Linked DNA regions of Homo sapiens: region 2 is linked to region 1. Evidence: chromatin contacts called from ENCODE Hi-C or POLR2A ChIA-PET data. All regions are on one chromosome and are shown on one strand. Each heading gives the region's core, a stretch centred on a gene start or an enhancer-like site at or near the end of the contact. The rest is flanking DNA. Distances are from core to core; before and after follow the strand shown. Region 1 holds the start of SETD1A (SET domain containing 1A, histone lysine methyltransferase). Region 2 holds the start of RUSF1-DT (RUSF1 divergent transcript).

Region 1 (7,941 bases), core at 2,860-5,359:
ACCAACCAAGCAACCAACCTGACCTGGGCTGATTTACTACAATCTATTCATCTTACCTAGTACAACCCTTCATATGATTTTTTTTTTTTTTTACAGATAGTTATGTGCTTGATTATGGCCTATTGCCCGACCTTGCTGGAGACACCACACACACAAAAATCCATGTACCATAATTCCACTCTAAAATCTGATCTGATTTCAGAAACACAACTGGCCCCAGCAGTTTCAGATCATGACCCTGGGCGCCTGCCTGACCCTGACAGGCATTTGCATGTACAACCTCCGCTGGAGGCCAAGCCTGAGTGGCAGGCAGAGGAGTCCTCACCTTTGATGTCAAGCTGGGCATGGATGATGTTGCCCATGACGGAGGTAAGGTGGAGGTTTTTGACCGTTTCCTTGGCGCCCCGAGTGCTGGTGAAGAGCACACGGGCCAGGCCCAGGTGCTTGCGCGTACGGGGGTGAAGGAGGATCTCTACCTCTTCCACCTCACCGTACTTACGGCACATATCCTTCAGGAAGGTCTCCCGCACGTTGTCATTCAGCCTTGCAAAAGTCACTTCCTTCAGTGGAATCTGTCCAATATAGAACTCGTCCAGCTGGGGAAAGAACAGGAGTTGGTATGGGGTCTCAACACTGACCACTGTTCCTTTGTCCTTCGGGAAACTTTAGCAAGCTCCATGAAGTCAAGAGAGAGATCCGGGAAAGTGAGGGGCAAGGGAAGGGGCCCAAAATAAGGGATCCATCAGACCTGACCCCTTTTCCCTGAATTCTTCTCACCACAGAATAACAGCAAGAATTAAGAACAGAAATGTGCAAACTAGGCCGGGTGTGGCAGCTCACACTTATAATCCCAACACTTTGGGAGGATGAGGTGGACGGATCACCAGAAGTCAGGAGTTCAAGACCAGCCTGTCCAACATGATAAAACCCTGTCTCTACTAAAAATACAAAAAAAAAAATTTAGCTGGATGTGATGGTGGGCACCTGTAATCCCAGCTACTCAGGAGGGTGAGGCAGGAGAATCACTTGAACCTGGCAGGCAGAGGTTGCACTAAGCCGAGATCACACCACTGCACTCCAGCCTGGGCAACACAGCGAGACTCCGTCTCAAAAAAAAAAAAAAAAAAAAAAAGAAAGAAAGAAAGAAATGTACACACTGAGGAATAAATATACGTGGAGAGAACGAGCTACAGGGCGATGATTTCCTAGCTCAGCCTTTACTAGGTAACTACCATGAACGAGGCACTGGAAATACAGAGATAGAAAGGAAGAGATTCCCATACAGAAAAGCAGCATGACATGCACATACAAACACAACACGACCCAGTGGCAGCTGACGCATACATGGTGTTCTGGAGCCCAGGGAAGGAAACTTTTGTACAGAGTATGATCAGGGAAGAATTCATAAAGATGGTGTCATTCTTACTGAGATTTGGGGATTAACAATTCATCAAATGACAAGGACCCCTGGAACATGGAAATATAAAACAACTTGGTGTTTTTGAAAAACCGCAAAGCGTTATGGTGTGGATGTAACACAGGGGTGTGGTGTCAAGGCGGAGGATAAGGCTTGGCCAGGTCAATAACCATACATGTCAGTGTCCCAAAACATGGACTTGGCAACAAAAGGAAAACAGCAGCGTAGTGAAGCCAAAGAGACAAATGACAGCAAGGCAGAGGAGAAACTGAGGCAAGAACGAAGGCAAGGAGACCAGGTGAAATGAATACCAAGGTCTACATTAAGTGGCAATGAGAATAGAAAGATGAAGAATAAAAAAGAAAAGAGCCAGGAGGATTCGGTGACCAACTGAGAGAGAAAAGGAGAGAATCACAGGCTGCCAGGCTGTACAGCTGAGTCGATGGTACTGCCACATATGAGTAGAGGGAAAATGAAAAAGGTAGGTTAAGGAGGTAGATAATTTGTTTTAAATCCCTTAAATCTGAAACATGTGTGGCCTCCAAATGAAACTGTCCCCCTACCAGGCATACAAGCCTAGAGATGTTGGCTGGAAACAGATACTTGGAAGTCATCAACATTTAGGTAATAGTTGAAGCTGTGGGTGTGAAAGAGATTGTCCAAGTGAAGTGTACAAAGTAAAAAAAAAAAAAAGAAGAAGAAGAATGAAGGGACCCCACAAACAATTTATTTAGAAAGGAAGAATAAAGAATCAGAGAAGGAAATGAAGAACCACCAGTGTTCCAGGCCCAGTTCAAGGCCTGAAGAATATCTTGTCTAGGGTGGAGAATAGGAGTCCTCGAAGGAAACAAGAGGGAAATGACATCGCCAAATGAGAGGCGGGGAATAGTGCTACCCAGGTAGGCAGTGGCCTTGTCACTCCCCTTGACTGTCAAGGAACTGGGAGATCCCACTCTTGTGTGCTATGATGCACTGTCTACGAATATACAGTGATAGGTATAGCAGCTAAAGAGTCTTTACCTCACCCTTCAAGAAGTCGACACCCCAGCCACCAGGGATACACTTAGGACACCTGACCTGCACCTTTCTGGAAGATTAAGTGTACCTCCTATCCAAAACAACTGAGTCTCACAGCCTCAGAGGTTGCTAGATCTGGCTGAGATCCTTTCATTGGAAACCCTTTTATTCAGCTATAGTGCCAAGACGCATCCTCCACACCCTCTTAGGACTACCACACCAGGAGCCCAGCAGACACTTACCTTAAACTTAGGGACTGGGAGGGAAAAGTCTCTGTTTTTGGACCTGACATGGCAACGGGGGTCTTGGAGGTCTTCGACTGGTATATACTTTGAGTCCTAGGAAGGAAAGCAGCAGCAGAAAGAGAGCTCAGGGTGAATCCAGGCTAGGGAGCTCCAAGCAGCCCATCTGGACACACACATGCAGAAGAGCTGGGTCCAACTGCCCACTTTCAAGAAGGCAGGCTACCGTTCTAGGTGCTGAACAGAATCACAGAGGACGGGCGCCTGGAGCTCCCCGGATGGCAACCAAAGACCCGGGCACTCACGTTGACACTGAAGTGGACTCCATCATAGCGGTACACCTTCTGAGAAGGCCTGCGCAGGGCAGGGTCCAAGGCAGGATCCACGATGAGCTTGTAGTTCCGCCACTGGAAGCTCGGGGCCTTCTGCCCATCTCCCCCACCTTCCTGATCCATCTTTGCTCATTTACACTGTTAGGGGAAGAGGGACACGCAAGAAGGATCAGGACTTGGGGCCTGACTCCCCTGCCTTTCCTCATTGGCTAGCCCCGATTCCAGGTTCTCCCATCACTCCAGTTTCCAACCCTCACCCTGACCCGGGGCTCCCCCGGATTCTCCCCCAAGTACCCTCTGTTTCGCCACAACAACCCAGCCTCTTTCCACCTCCCAACTCTACTGTCAGGCCCCCAGGCCCGTCTCGAGCCCCCTTACCTTCCCGCTCTCCCTAGCGCGCGCCCCACTTGGCCTCGGAGCAAGACCCCTCCCCCGCCCCCTGCAGGCCCCGCCCCCTCCCGCCTCCTCACCGGCCAGCGGCCCGGGCCGAGCCCGGCCACGGCTCCCACACACCCGCTCTCCTCCCCGCGCCCCGATCCTCCGGCCGAAAGGTGGCACCTCTTCGGGGCGTTGGAAACACCGCGAGACCGAGCCCGAGACCCGGCTTCGACCCCGAATCCGGGCGGGGGGGTGGGGGGAACGTGCACCGCTGCCCTCTCCTCCCGCCCCGGCGCGTTCTGCACCCCCCCCAGCAGGTCTCCGCGCACGCGCGCCGCGCGGCCCCACTCACCCGCTCCCGGCGAGCGGCTCCCCCTCCCCCCACCTCGCGCGGCACCTCAGCGGCGCGAGGCGGCGGCAGCGGCAGCGCGAGACCCGGCCCCGCAGCGGTGGCGGCGGCGGCGCCCCCCCACCACCACCTCCCCGGCGCGCGCACCAAACACCACTGCCACCTGCGCGAGGCCCAGCGGGCACAGGGTCTGCATTCGCACTTTCGCCACAGGCGCTGCCGGGGGACCCACGGGGCCGAGGGTAGCGGCTTCGCCTCGGCCGGCGCCCTGGGAGGCTCGGAAGTTGCGGCCCAGGGAGCTTGGAGATTGGCCGCATCCCCCGGAGAGTCGGCTTCGCCACGACGATCTAGATGCTGCGGCCCGGGACCTTGACGAATCGGCGGCGACGAAAGCTGCGACTAGTCCCTGAGGAAAAGGGGCGGGGCGGAGGGGAGGAGGCCAGCCAGCGCTGGGGAACCTTCAGTGGCGCGTTCTGCAGACGCAGATTCACCGGGCGGGCGGGGCGAATCGCTGGACAGGATGCGCGCCGCTTTGCTTCTCTTCCCCGTCCCTTCCTTGCACTGCCAAATTCTGAGAGGCTGCAGATTCGCCACTGTTCCCGGCCTCAGCCGTAGCCTCCCCTTCATCCGCCTTGGTGGAGTCAAGAAAATAACGGCCCGTTAGCCAATCCCTGCTGGCAGAGTCGACAACTTTTTTTGGATTTTTCTTACTGGCCCAAGTGAGAGAATAGCCCGCTTCTGTCCCTGGGGAAAATGCCTCCAGCCCAGCGCTCCTCTCAGAGTCCGATGAGAATTTTCAGCCGAGTATCGAGGGACCCGAGGAATTCTGAGGATCCGACCTGGCGAATCTGCGGATTCCGCTGTGGGCGGGGCCGAGTCAAGGGGCGGGGCCAGGGCGTGCAGAGCCTGGGACTAGGGGGCGCCTCCGGGAGGACCCACGAGGACTCACCCGGATGGGAGGGACGGCCGGGAGGTGGAAAAACACAACCGTGAGCGGTGACTCAGGCGGTTTGCCCCGCCTCGCACATAAATGCAGGGTACCTTTCCTTCCCGTTATTGCCCTTGGGTGTCTGGCTGCTTAGGATGCCCATTTGCCAGATGGGGAGAGTGAGGCCTGTAGAAGGTGCCCTACTTTGCCGTACTCAAACCCACCATTAGTGGTTAAATCCAGGGACCGCCTCAAGGTTTTCTGATGAGCCTAGTGGGGCCTAAGTGCCCTTAAATGGGCCTTGTAATAATAAACGAGGTCCTACAGGAACGGGACTGGACTGGTGTGTCCTCCTGGCGTCATGGTCCCACTGCCCGCTTCTTTGGCTATGGCGCCCTATGCTCACGGGATGCCTCCGCACAAGGGCAGCAGCGGCCCAGGCCTACCCCTGGAACTCGGGCTGAGGTTTCTGAAGGCTGGGCACCGTTTTGATCCCGTGTGGGCGCAGGCACTCCCAGGAGGTCCCTTTTCCTGAGCTGAGGATGCCCCAAGCTCCTGATATGTGTACATCAGGCCCTCGCTATATGGCCTTGGGCAAGTCATTGACCTAAGTTTCAGAGTCTTCCTTTAAACTTGGATGTCAATTTGTACACATCCGAACAGTGCAGAAAAGACCCTTAGAGCCTGGTTTATGCAAATTCACCATTTTAAGTAATAGGAAAAGGTGGAAGGGAGACTTATCCAAGGTCTCACACCACAAGATAGAAGAAGATTAGGACTCTACAATTTTGAGGGAAATAAGGCTGAAAAAAATAATTTACGTGGAGGCATAGGTGTTGAGATCAGATTCCTTTCTGTTCCAGTTGAAAGGCACTGGTTCCTTTTCTCAAATCAAAGAGAGATTCCCGTGTGAGGGGTAGATAGTCCAAGTTCAGTTTCATGGACTAGCTGTGTGGTTTTGGGCAAGATCTTCAGCCTTCTTGGGCCTGTTTCCTTATCTCTGAAATGAAAATGATAAAGACTTAACGCTTAAGGTGTTGTGAGAGTTAAATAAGATAACCTATGAAAGTCCCCTAGTATGTGGTAGTTGCTCAAGAAAGAAACTTGAGGCCAGGTGCAGTGGCTAACACTTGTAATCTCAGCACTTTGGGAGGCCAAGGTGGGAGGATCACTTGAGCCCAGGAGTTCAAGACCAGCCTGGACAACATAGTGAGACCCTCCTCTCTACAAAAAAAAAAAAAAATTAATTAGCTGGGTTGGTGGGACGTCCTGTGGTGCCAGCTATTTGGGAGGCTGAGGTGGGAGGCTCATGAGCCTGGGAGGTCAAAGCTGCAGTGAGCCAAGATTGCACAGCTGCACTCCAGCCTGGGCAAAAGAGTGAGACTGTCTCGGCTGGGCGCGATGGCTCACACCTGTAATCCCAGCACTTTGGGAGGCCAAGGCAGGGGGATCACTAGGTCAGGAGATCAAGACCATCCTGGCTAACACGGTGAAACCCCATCTCTACTAAAAATACAAAAACAAAATTAGCCGAGCGTGGTGGTGGGCACCTGTAATCCCAGCTACTTGGGAGGCTGAGGCAGGAGAATGGCGTGAACCCAGGAGGCGGCGCTTGCAGTGAGCCGAGATCATGCCACTGTACTCCAGCCTGGGCGACAGTGCAAGACAGAGCGAGACTCGGTCTCAAAAAAAAAAAAAAAAAAAGAGTGCTTATACTAAACACTCAGGGAGGGCTGGGTGTGGTGGCTCATGCCTGTAATCCCAGCACTTCGGGAGGCCAGACAGGTGGATCACCTGAGGTCAGAAGTTTGAGACCAGCTTGGCCAACATGGCGAAACCCCGTCTCTAATAAAAATATAAAAATTAGCCGGGTGTGGCGGCACACACTTGTAATCCCAGCTACTCTGGTGGCTGAGGCAGGAGAATTGCTTGAACTTGGGAGACGGAGGTTACAGTGAGCTGAGATCGCACCACTGCACTCCAGCCTGGGCAACACAAGACTCCGTCTCTAAATAAATAAATACTCAGTGGAAGAGATAGAGACTCTGAACTCAGGGACAAGAGTTCAAAGCCTGTAGCCTTGGAATAACTCTCCCCATTCAGAAGCTGTTGGCCCTTGTTAGCATCTGACAGGGTTACACCTGAAACCCACTCCCCTCCCAGGTCCTGTCCACCCAAACTTGCCACCACCCGGCTCTTGGGAACAAGTAAAGTTATCCTAAGAAGGCCTGCCCTGCATCCCCTTCACAGCAACAGGGACATCTGTGAAACACGATTTATTATATAAAACAAGGTGCATCCAAATTCAGTGTCAGAAGAGCTTTGTATTTCAAGGGCTAAGGACTGGACCTTCTCCCTTAAAACCTCCTTACCCAACCCTTGCTAAGGACTCAGGCCTGGGGCAGAGGCTGTCAGTCTCTAAAGACCCCAGCCCTGGACCAGGACGGGGAGAACAAGTTTGGTGCATAGCGTGGGGCTAGGGCAGTGGGTCAGGCACCATCCCTTCTGCAAGTGGCCACAGGTCACCACAGTGGGGGAAGGTGGGGAGCTTGAACCTCCAAAGATAGGTTCATTGTAGGAAAAGCTAGACCAATGCCTTGGGTAGAAACACCCAAATCCCTCTACAACAACTAAAGCAAGAATGTGGAACCCATCGAAATCTTCCCCCAAAATGCCAACCATAAAATAGATTCTACAGAAATAAAGAAAGGAATCCCAGCACTTTGGGAGGCCGAGGCGGGAGGTTCACTTGAGCCCAGGAGTTTGAGACCAGCCTGGGAACAGCGAAACCCCGTCTCTACAAAAAAATTAGTCGGGTGTGGCAGCACACACCTGTAGTACCAGCTACTCACTACCTGGGAGGCTGTGGTGGGAGCATCTTTTGAGCCTGGAAGGTCGAGGCTACAGTGAGCTGTGACTGTATCACTACACTCCAGCCTGGGAAACAGACTGTCTCAAAAAAAAAAAAAAATTAAACCAACAATTGGCTGCCTTCTGACCTTCACATCCTGTATAGGAATGGAAATGGTGGCTAAAGTCAGCACTGAAGGTCCCACAAGCTCTCCCTGCCTCCCCTCTATCTACTGCATGATCCTTCAACTGAGGCCAGCCCAGGTGCAGAGTAGCTTGCAAAACCCAAGGGACAGACTGATGGGGAAAATCCCTGGGAATGTGGGAGCTGCCCCAAGGCCCAGCCCAGAGGACCCTGCGGGCAGGAATCTGAACTCTGCCTGAGAGTGGCCACTGGAAGTGGCTCCAGCCAGGGGATGGGGGGATGA
Region 2 (7,941 bases), core at 1,985-4,484, 550 kb before region 1:
GAGAGATATGTAACTTGCCCAAGATCTCACAGCTTCCTGGACAGCTTCCTGGACAGAACCTACATTCACAGTAAGGCCCTCTGATGCCCCAGAGTCCTATCCACTCACAGAAGCTAACCTTTCAAATATAACACAATGCTTGATCTTTCACTGTGCCAGGAAACTCAAAATTATTTTGAAAGGATAATTTATTGACAGTGTTATAAGCTAAATGGAAAATAAGAATTAAACATTAAATTTCTGCCAGGCACAGTTCATGCCTATAAGCCCAGCACTTTGGGAAGCTGAGGTGGGCAGATCACTTGAGCCCAGGAGTTTGAGACCAGCCTAGGCAGCATGGCAAAACCCTGTCTCTACAAAAATAAAATACAAAAATTAGCTAGCCATGGTGGCACACGCCTGTGGTCTCAGCTACTCGGGAGGCTGAGGCAGATCACTTGAACCCTGGAAGTTGAGGCTGTAGTGAGACTGTAGTGTGATCACACCACTGCACTCTCTGGGTGACAGAGAACCTGTCTTTTAAAAAAAATTAAATTTATTCAACTACTTCTCTAAAGTGCCACTCCAACATATACCAATATATTCTTTAATCTCAAGAGCTTTGGGAGGCCGAGGTGGGAGGATCACTTGAGGCCAGGAGTTGGAGACCAGCCTGGGCAACATAGTGAGATCCCATCTCTACAGAAAATTTTAAAAGTTGGCCAGGCATGGTGGTGCATGCCTGTAGTCCCAGCTACTTGGGAGGCTGAGGCAAGAGGATCACTTGAGCCCAGGAGTTTGAGGCTGCAGTGAGCTATGATTGCACCACTGCACTCCAGCCTGGGTGACAGAGCAAGACCCTGTCTCATCGATCGATTGATTGATTGACTGATAGAATAAAAAATAAATCTTAACCCTAAGGATGAAGAAGAGCTTGGCCTACAATGTCCTGCAGTTTGGCCCCTAACTCCCTAGCAGCCCTTTCCCCATGCCCCTCGTGCTCTAGACTTCTGCTGCACCGGCCTTTGTTGGATGTTAGGTACCATGCTCCCTCCCCACTCAGGACATGCTGCTCCTTCTTTCCAGAAAATTATTTTCCCATCATAATCAAGTTAACTCTTACTCTAGATCTCAGCTAAATACACACTTCCTCAAAAAAAAAGTTTCCCAGCTGGCCTCAACGGCTCATGCCTATAATCCTAGCATTTTGGAAGACCGAGGCGGGAGGCCTGGGCAACACAGAGAGACCCCAACTTAAATTTTTGTTAAAAAATTTCCCTTGGCCGGGCACAGTGGCTCATGCCTGTAATCCCAGCACTTTGGGAGGCGAGGCAAGCAGATGAGTTGAGGCCAGGAGTTCAAGACCAGCCTGGCCAACATGGCAAAACCCCGTCTCTACTAAAAATACAAAAATTAGCTGGGTGTGGTGGTGAATGCTTGTAACCCCAGCTACTCCGGAGGGTGAGGCAGGTGAATCACTTGAACCCAGGAGGTGGAGGTTGCAGTAAGCCAAGACTGTGCCACTGCACTCCAGCCTGGGTGACAGAGGGAGACTCCATCTCAAAAAAAAAAGTTTCCCTTGATTCCACTGATTAGCTCAATTCTCCTTCTAAAAGTCCTCATATTAAATAACATGTACCCCTCTACAGCAATTGAAATAGTTCCAACTTTGCATTTATTTGTATGATTTGATCAATATCCTTCCCTAATATAAGTTCCAAAAGACCAAGACCCTTGTTTGTTTTTGCTCACTATCCCAATGAGCACATAGGTAGCAACAGGTATTTGTAGAAGAAACTGGCAAACCATTGGTAAAAAAGAGATAACAAACACGGAGTTAATGACAACTGCACGGTTCAAGCGATTTTCTTGCCTCCGCCTCCCGGATAGCTGGGATTATGGCCACACCACCCCCACGCCCAGCTAATTTTTGTATTTTTAGTAGAGATGGGGTTTCAACATGTTGGCCAGGCTGGTCTTAAACTCCTGACCTCAAGTGATCCACCTGGCTCGACTTCCCAAAGTGCTGGAATTACAGGCGTGAGCCACCACGCCCAGCCCAAGGATCACTTTTGAGGCCAGGAGTTTGAGAGCAGCCTGGGCAACATAGGGAGGCCCTGCCTCTATTTAAATAAATATGTTTTTAAAGTACTTAGTCTTCAAACCTTGTTTTATTTTTGTCCTCTATTCAAACCAGTACCTGAATTTAGACAACATTACAGAAATGTTGTGATTAGGCCATTTGTATTTTGAAACCCGAAATTTAAAGAAAAAAAAAAAGAAAAGAAAAGAAGTGTTCAAGTTTATCTCAGTCAGAGAGAGACTGTGTTTGTGTGAGATAAGGCGAAGTGGGGTAGAAGGGCCTTCCAGGATTAAGTCCACGAGGAAGGTGACGGTTTGGGAGAATCTGAAGTTTCAAATAAGGAGTTGTCGGTTGGGATCAAACTGTGGGGATCCAAGAATGCCAGGCTAAGAAACCAGGATATTTTATTTTCTGATAAAAAGAGGATGCTTTTTTGGCAAATTTCTGCTTCGGAGTGAAGATGCTGCACTAGATGGGAAGGAGAAGAGGAGAAATGGAAAGAAGAAAAGGTGAGTTCCAAGGACAGAAACACTCCCTCTTTGGACTCCCCCCAATTTCATGGACTCTCTCCCGCAAAAAAACACACAAGAACTTCCTGCCTTGTTTCCTTGTTTTGTGACATCATTGCAATCTCTTGATTTTTTTCATCCCTCGGATTCCTTAGCATCCTTCAAAAGTAATGTTCCTGCAGTCTCGCAGAAGGCCGAAGGATGGAGAATTTCTAGTCCAGGCCAGGGACACTCAGAAGAGAGAAAAAAAAAAGAACAAAAAAAGACCCAAGCAGCTTCACAGGGCCTCATCTGGTCCAATTTCTTCTCATGATGCATTCATTCACTCATAAATATCTTTTGAGCACCTACTATGTGTTGGGTAGATCTAGGGATAAAATCAGGGTTAAAAATACAGTCGCTGGTCTCACAGCAAAAAAGGCACCTGAGGCCCAGAGAGGGCCACTGACTTGCCAAAAGTCACAAGCTAAAACTTCTGTGGCCGAACCGCGTCTCGAACACAACTGGCGGAGGCCCACGGCGCCTGCAGCCCAGCTGCAGAATGCTACAAAGCAACGGGGGCCGGTGCCGGGGCGTCCGAAGCAGCGCCGAGGCCGGAGAGAGCGACAGTCAGTTTCCTAACTGCGCGGCGGACGCCGAGGCCGGCGCCTGTTCTTGAAAGATGTCCCTCTGCAGCCGCGGTAGCCCAGCCGGAAGTGCCGCCTGCCACGTCCACCGTGCGGCAGGGGCGGGGCTGGGATCCAAAAGCTCGGCATGGCTGACGACGCGGGTTTGGAGACCCCGCTGTGTTCCGAGCAGTTCGGCTCCGGGGAGGCACGGGGCTGCCGCGCCGCCGCGGACGGGAGCCTGCAGTGGGAGGTCGGGGGCTGGCGCTGGTGGGGGCTCTCCAGGGCCTTCACGGTCAAACCTGAAGGACGAGATGCGGGCGAAGTGGGGGCTTCCGGGGCCCCCTCACCGCCCCTCTCCGGGCTCCAGGCCGTGTTCCTGCCTCAGGGCTTCCCTGATAGCGTCAGCCCGGACTACTTGCCCTACCAGCTGTGGGATTCCGTGCAGGTCAGCTCGGTCGTCTGGGGCAGAGGACAGTGCAGGCCACTCCTCCCTCCCCAATAATGGACGGGTGACTGAGACTCGGAGCCCGGGGGGCGGGGGGTCTGACATGCCTCATACACCAAGAACAAGAACAGATGAAGGCACTTAGACCGCCACGCTCCTACGCCCGCTTCTCACCCTACTTGTTTTCTTCTCCAGGCGTTTGCTTCCAGCCTCTCCGGCTCCCTAGCCACCCAGGCAGTCTTGCTGGGCATAGGGGTGGGGAACGCAAAAGCCACTGTTTCAGCTGCCACGGCCACCTGGCTCGTGAAAGGTGAGCTGCACCCCTGGAGCCTCACGTATTGCTGCTTTCAGCCCTGCTTTCGCTGGGCTCTTATGTGTATATATGTATGGACTCGTGCCCCATTAGGTAGAATTCAGGCAGGTCTCCCCAGTGATTAGAGTGGTGCTTTGTAACCCAGTCTTACTTCCCACATCTGGAAGACCCTCATCCCACTCACCAGCCTAGCAGCCGCACTCCATTCCCCACACAGACTTCTGAGTCTCAATCATCTGGATCCCAAATCCCGTCCCCTCCCCTTTATCCCTATTCTCTTTGTGGAAGATTGCATAAGAATGCAATTGATGGAATAAAACTGCCAGCTGCCCAGGATAGGGGAAATTGGTGAGCTCCAGAAAAAAAAGATATAGTTGGTCCTGAGAAGGAGAGAGGAGAGCCTGGAAAGAATGGAAGGTATTGTGTATGCTCTGGGATACCAGATGATGCTGTAAATAATAGAGTGACTATCTGCTGAATATGTACAGCTTTTAAAAAATTGTTTAAGGAAAAAAAATACAGTTTGGTACCATGCCACCCAGAGAGGGAAATAGAACAGAAAAGGGAAATTGTTACATGTTCTACACGAGGAGGCCCCATGGCTTTTGCCACTGTCCTTTGTCTTTCACTACTGCTCGCAGGGGATATTTATTAGGCTGGTGCAAAAGTAATTGCGGGGTTTCTTTGTCGTTATTGCCATTAAAGGTAATGGAAAACCCGCAATTACATTTGAGCCAACCTAATAGATCTAAGGAAAAGCGCTTTCCATTCGTAGCATCAGTCTGGCCACATCCCTTGTGAGCCTCTCTGGATTTTTTTGAGAAAACAGGAGCTTCCTGTTTACACCTTTACCATTAAGACTGAGAAAACTGGGCCGGGCACGGTGGCTCACGCCTTTAATCCTCGTACTTTGGGAGGCTGAGGCATCCTGGGCAACATAGGGAGACCCCCATCTCTATTTTTTTTTTTCCAGACTCGTAGTCTCACTGTCACCCAGGCTGGGATGCAGGAGTGCAGTGGCACAATCTCAGCTCACTGCAGCCTCCTCCTCCCGGGTTCAAGCGATTCTCCTGCCTCAGCTTCCCAAGTAGCTGGGATTACAGGCATGTGCCACCCTGCCCCGCTAATTTTTTGTATTTTTAGTAGAGACAGAGTTTCACCATGTTGGCCAGGCTGGTCTCGAACTCCTGACTTCGGGTGATCCATTCGCCTCAGCTTCCCAAAGTGCTGGGATTATAGGCGTGAGCCACTGCGCCCGGCTTGTTGGCCGTATTTTTGGAATGCATTTGGAGCTTGGGTCAGTAGTTTTTGTTTTCATGTGATGTCACCAACATGTTGCCTATACAGATTGAATATCCCTTATCCAAAATGCTTGCAACCAGAAGTGTTTTGGATTTTGGAATTTTTTTTGGATTTTGGAATATCTTCATGTATATAATGAGATTTGTTGGGGATCAGACTCAAGTCTAAACATGAAATTCGTTTATGTTTCATATATACTTTATACACATACCTTAAAGGCAGTTTTATACAGTATTTTCAATGGTGTGCATGAAACAAAGTTTGTGTTCATTGATCCATCAGAAAGCAAAGATGTCACTGTCTCAGCCACACGTGGACAATCTGGTTGGTTAGCGTCCCCATCGTTCCTGACTCTGAATGTATATGCTACCAAGAAGCAGTCATTTTCTTATACCTATTCACACAGAAGTACTTAACAGTATAAAACATGATATACCACTAATACAGTGAGAAATTGTGTGTTCAGGGTAACTAAGCAGCACAGCAGATCACCAGAACACCTGTATCAGCTTCTGAACCATAGCAGCAGCAACAAAAACGGCAGGCTGTCAGTCTTCAGCTGTTTTGGTGAAAAGGTTACTGGACACCATATTTTATTTTTTTAAGGTGAGAAGAAACATTAGAAGCAGTTGAAGGACAGGAAGCGGGTCCTCTAGGGATGAGGAAGTGTTCTGCTGGATGGCTTTTTAAAATGTTTCCTCCAGAGTCATTTGCCTCATTAACTGTGGTTTCTATCTTAGAAGTCTCTCTTGGATTCTATAAACTGCCTGATTTCTTGTTCCGTTATGAATGTATGCTGCTCTAGTGCCACAGTAATCCCCTCCCACATCCTCACCGTGCTGTCTATAGGCACTTTTTCTGTAGTGGTAACAGTATCCTCTTCATTGTCACTGTTACCATGATTGCCTTGATTCAGAACTGAAGGAGGCCAGCCCTTCCACACTGTGGGTATTTCTCATCAGGTGGGACGAGAGACTGAGAAAAGAAATAAGACACAGAGACAGAGTATAGAGAAAGAACAGTGGGCCCAGGGGACCGGCACTCAGCATGCGGAGGACCAGCACCAGCACTGGTCTCTGAATTCCCTCAGTATTGATTACTATTTTCACTATCTCGGCAAGGGGAATGCGGCAGGAGAACAGGGTGATAGTGGGGAGAAGGTCAGCAGGAAAACATGCGAGCAAAGGAATCTGTCACAAATAAGTTCAAGGGAAGGTACTGTGCCCGGATGTGCACGTAGGCCAGACTTATGCTTCTCTCCACCCAGACATCTCAGTGTAGCAGAGTAGCAGAGCAGCATTGCCGCCAGCATATCTCTCCTAATCCTCCTCAGCACAGACCCTTTACAGGTGTCGGGCTGGGGAACAGTCAGGTCTTTTCCTTCCCACGAGGCCACATCTCAGGCTGTCTCAGTAGGGGGAAGCCTTGGACAGTATCCAGGCTTTCTTGGGCAGAGGTCCCTGTGGCTTTCCACAGTGCATTGTGCCCCTGGTTAATCGAGAATGGAGAATGGCAATGACTTTTATGAAGCATACTGCCTGTAAACATATTGTTAACAAGACACATCCTGCACCGCCCTAGATCTCTTAAACCTTGATTCCATACAGCACATTTCTGTGAGCATAGGGTTGGCGCTAAAGTTACAGATTAACAGCATCTCAAGGCAAAACAATTTTCTTAGTACAGATCAAAATGGAGTTTCTTATGTCCTCCTCTTCTACATAGACACAGTAACAGTCTGATCTCTTTCTTTTCCCTACAAGAACAGTTTGTGCTATTTCACCATCGGCTGTTTCTACTGGTGGCATCGTGTCTGCACTCCCAAAAGCTGCAGGTTTTGGAGCATTTCAGATTTTAGGTTTTTGGATTAGGAATGCTTAACCTTGGCCGGGCATGGTGGCTCATCCCTGTAATCCCAGCACTTTGGGATGGGGGGCCAAGGTCGGCAGATCAGTTGAGGTCAGATGCTCAAGACCAGCCTAGCCAACATGGTAAAACGCCATCTGTACTAAAAATACAAAGATTAGCCAGGCATGGTGGCACGTGCCTGGAATCCCAGCTACTCAGGAAGCAGCGGCAGGAAAATCACTTGAACCCAGGAAGTGGAGGTTGCACTGAACCGAGATAGTGCCACTGCACTCCAGCCTGGGCAGCAGAGCAGTATCCTGTCTGAAACAAAAAAGGAACGCTAAACCTTTAGCTCAGACAAGTTATTAAGAAAAATCAAGATCACTTTAAGATATGAAAAAAAAAAAGAAAGGCCAGGTGCCGTGGCTCACGCCTATAATCCCAGCACATTGGGAGGCAGAGGCAGGTGGATCACTTGGGGTCAGGAGTTGGACACCACCCTGGCCAATATGGTTTAACCCCGTCTCTAACAAAAAACTCAAAAATTGGCCAGGCGTGGTGGCAGGCACCTGTAGTCCAGCCTGGATGACAGACTGAGACCCTGTCTCAAAGAAAAAGGATGAAAAATCTACTTAAAAGGCTTGTTATTGGCCAGGTGCGGTGGCTCACGCCTATGATCCCAGCACTTTGGGAGGCTGAGGCAGGCGGATAACCTGAGGTCAGGAGTTCGAGACCAGCCTGACCAACATGGAGAAACCCCCTCTCTACTAATAATACAAAATTAGCCAGGCATGGTTGTGTGCACCTGTAATCCCAGCTACACAGGAGGCTGAGGTAGGAGAATCACTTGAACC

The links. Hi-C counts contacts between places; a loop is a spot of excess contacts on that map. ChIA-PET counts read pairs that join two places held with the same protein, here RNA polymerase II (POLR2A). Pooled maps may share reads with other maps.
Region 2: a map of posterior cingulate gyrus shows a loop between it and region 1 (8-fold over the local background). The contact joins the promoter of RUSF1-DT here to the promoter of SETD1A in region 1. A Hi-C loop is called at or near these places in 1 of 168 maps with a recorded cell type or tissue (posterior cingulate gyrus) and 9 of 50 pooled maps. POLR2A ChIA-PET finds 5 or more read pairs at or near these places in 3 of 52 experiments (AG04450, HCT116 and HEK293T).

The regions. Positions count from the first base shown.
Region 1 is chr16:30,953,922-30,961,862 of GRCh38, reverse strand. It overlaps SETD1A (SET domain containing 1A, histone lysine methyltransferase), which reads right to left and starts at 4,109. Exons shown (of 19, transcript NM_014712.3): 1 at 3,899-4,109; 2 at 2,982-3,146; 3 at 2,677-2,772; 4 at 326-596. The coding sequence starts at 3,131. ORAI3 (ORAI calcium release-activated calcium modulator 3) reads right to left here. Exons shown (of 2, transcript NM_152288.3): 2 at 6,925-7,941. RefSeq lists silencers at 3,401-3,490, 3,631-3,850 and enhancers at 4,451-4,580, 4,038-4,801.
Region 2 is chr16:31,503,757-31,511,697 of GRCh38, reverse strand. It overlaps RUSF1-DT (RUSF1 divergent transcript), which reads right to left and starts at 3,234. Exons shown (of 2, transcript NR_186401.1): 1 at 2,662-3,234; 2 at 2,132-2,525. RUSF1 (RUS family member 1) reads left to right here and starts at 3,307. Exons shown (of 13, transcript NM_022744.4): 1 at 3,307-3,624; 2 at 3,820-3,934. The coding sequence starts at 3,325. RefSeq lists enhancers at 2,757-3,326, 2,891-3,605, 3,606-4,321 and silencers at 3,427-3,476, 3,537-3,596.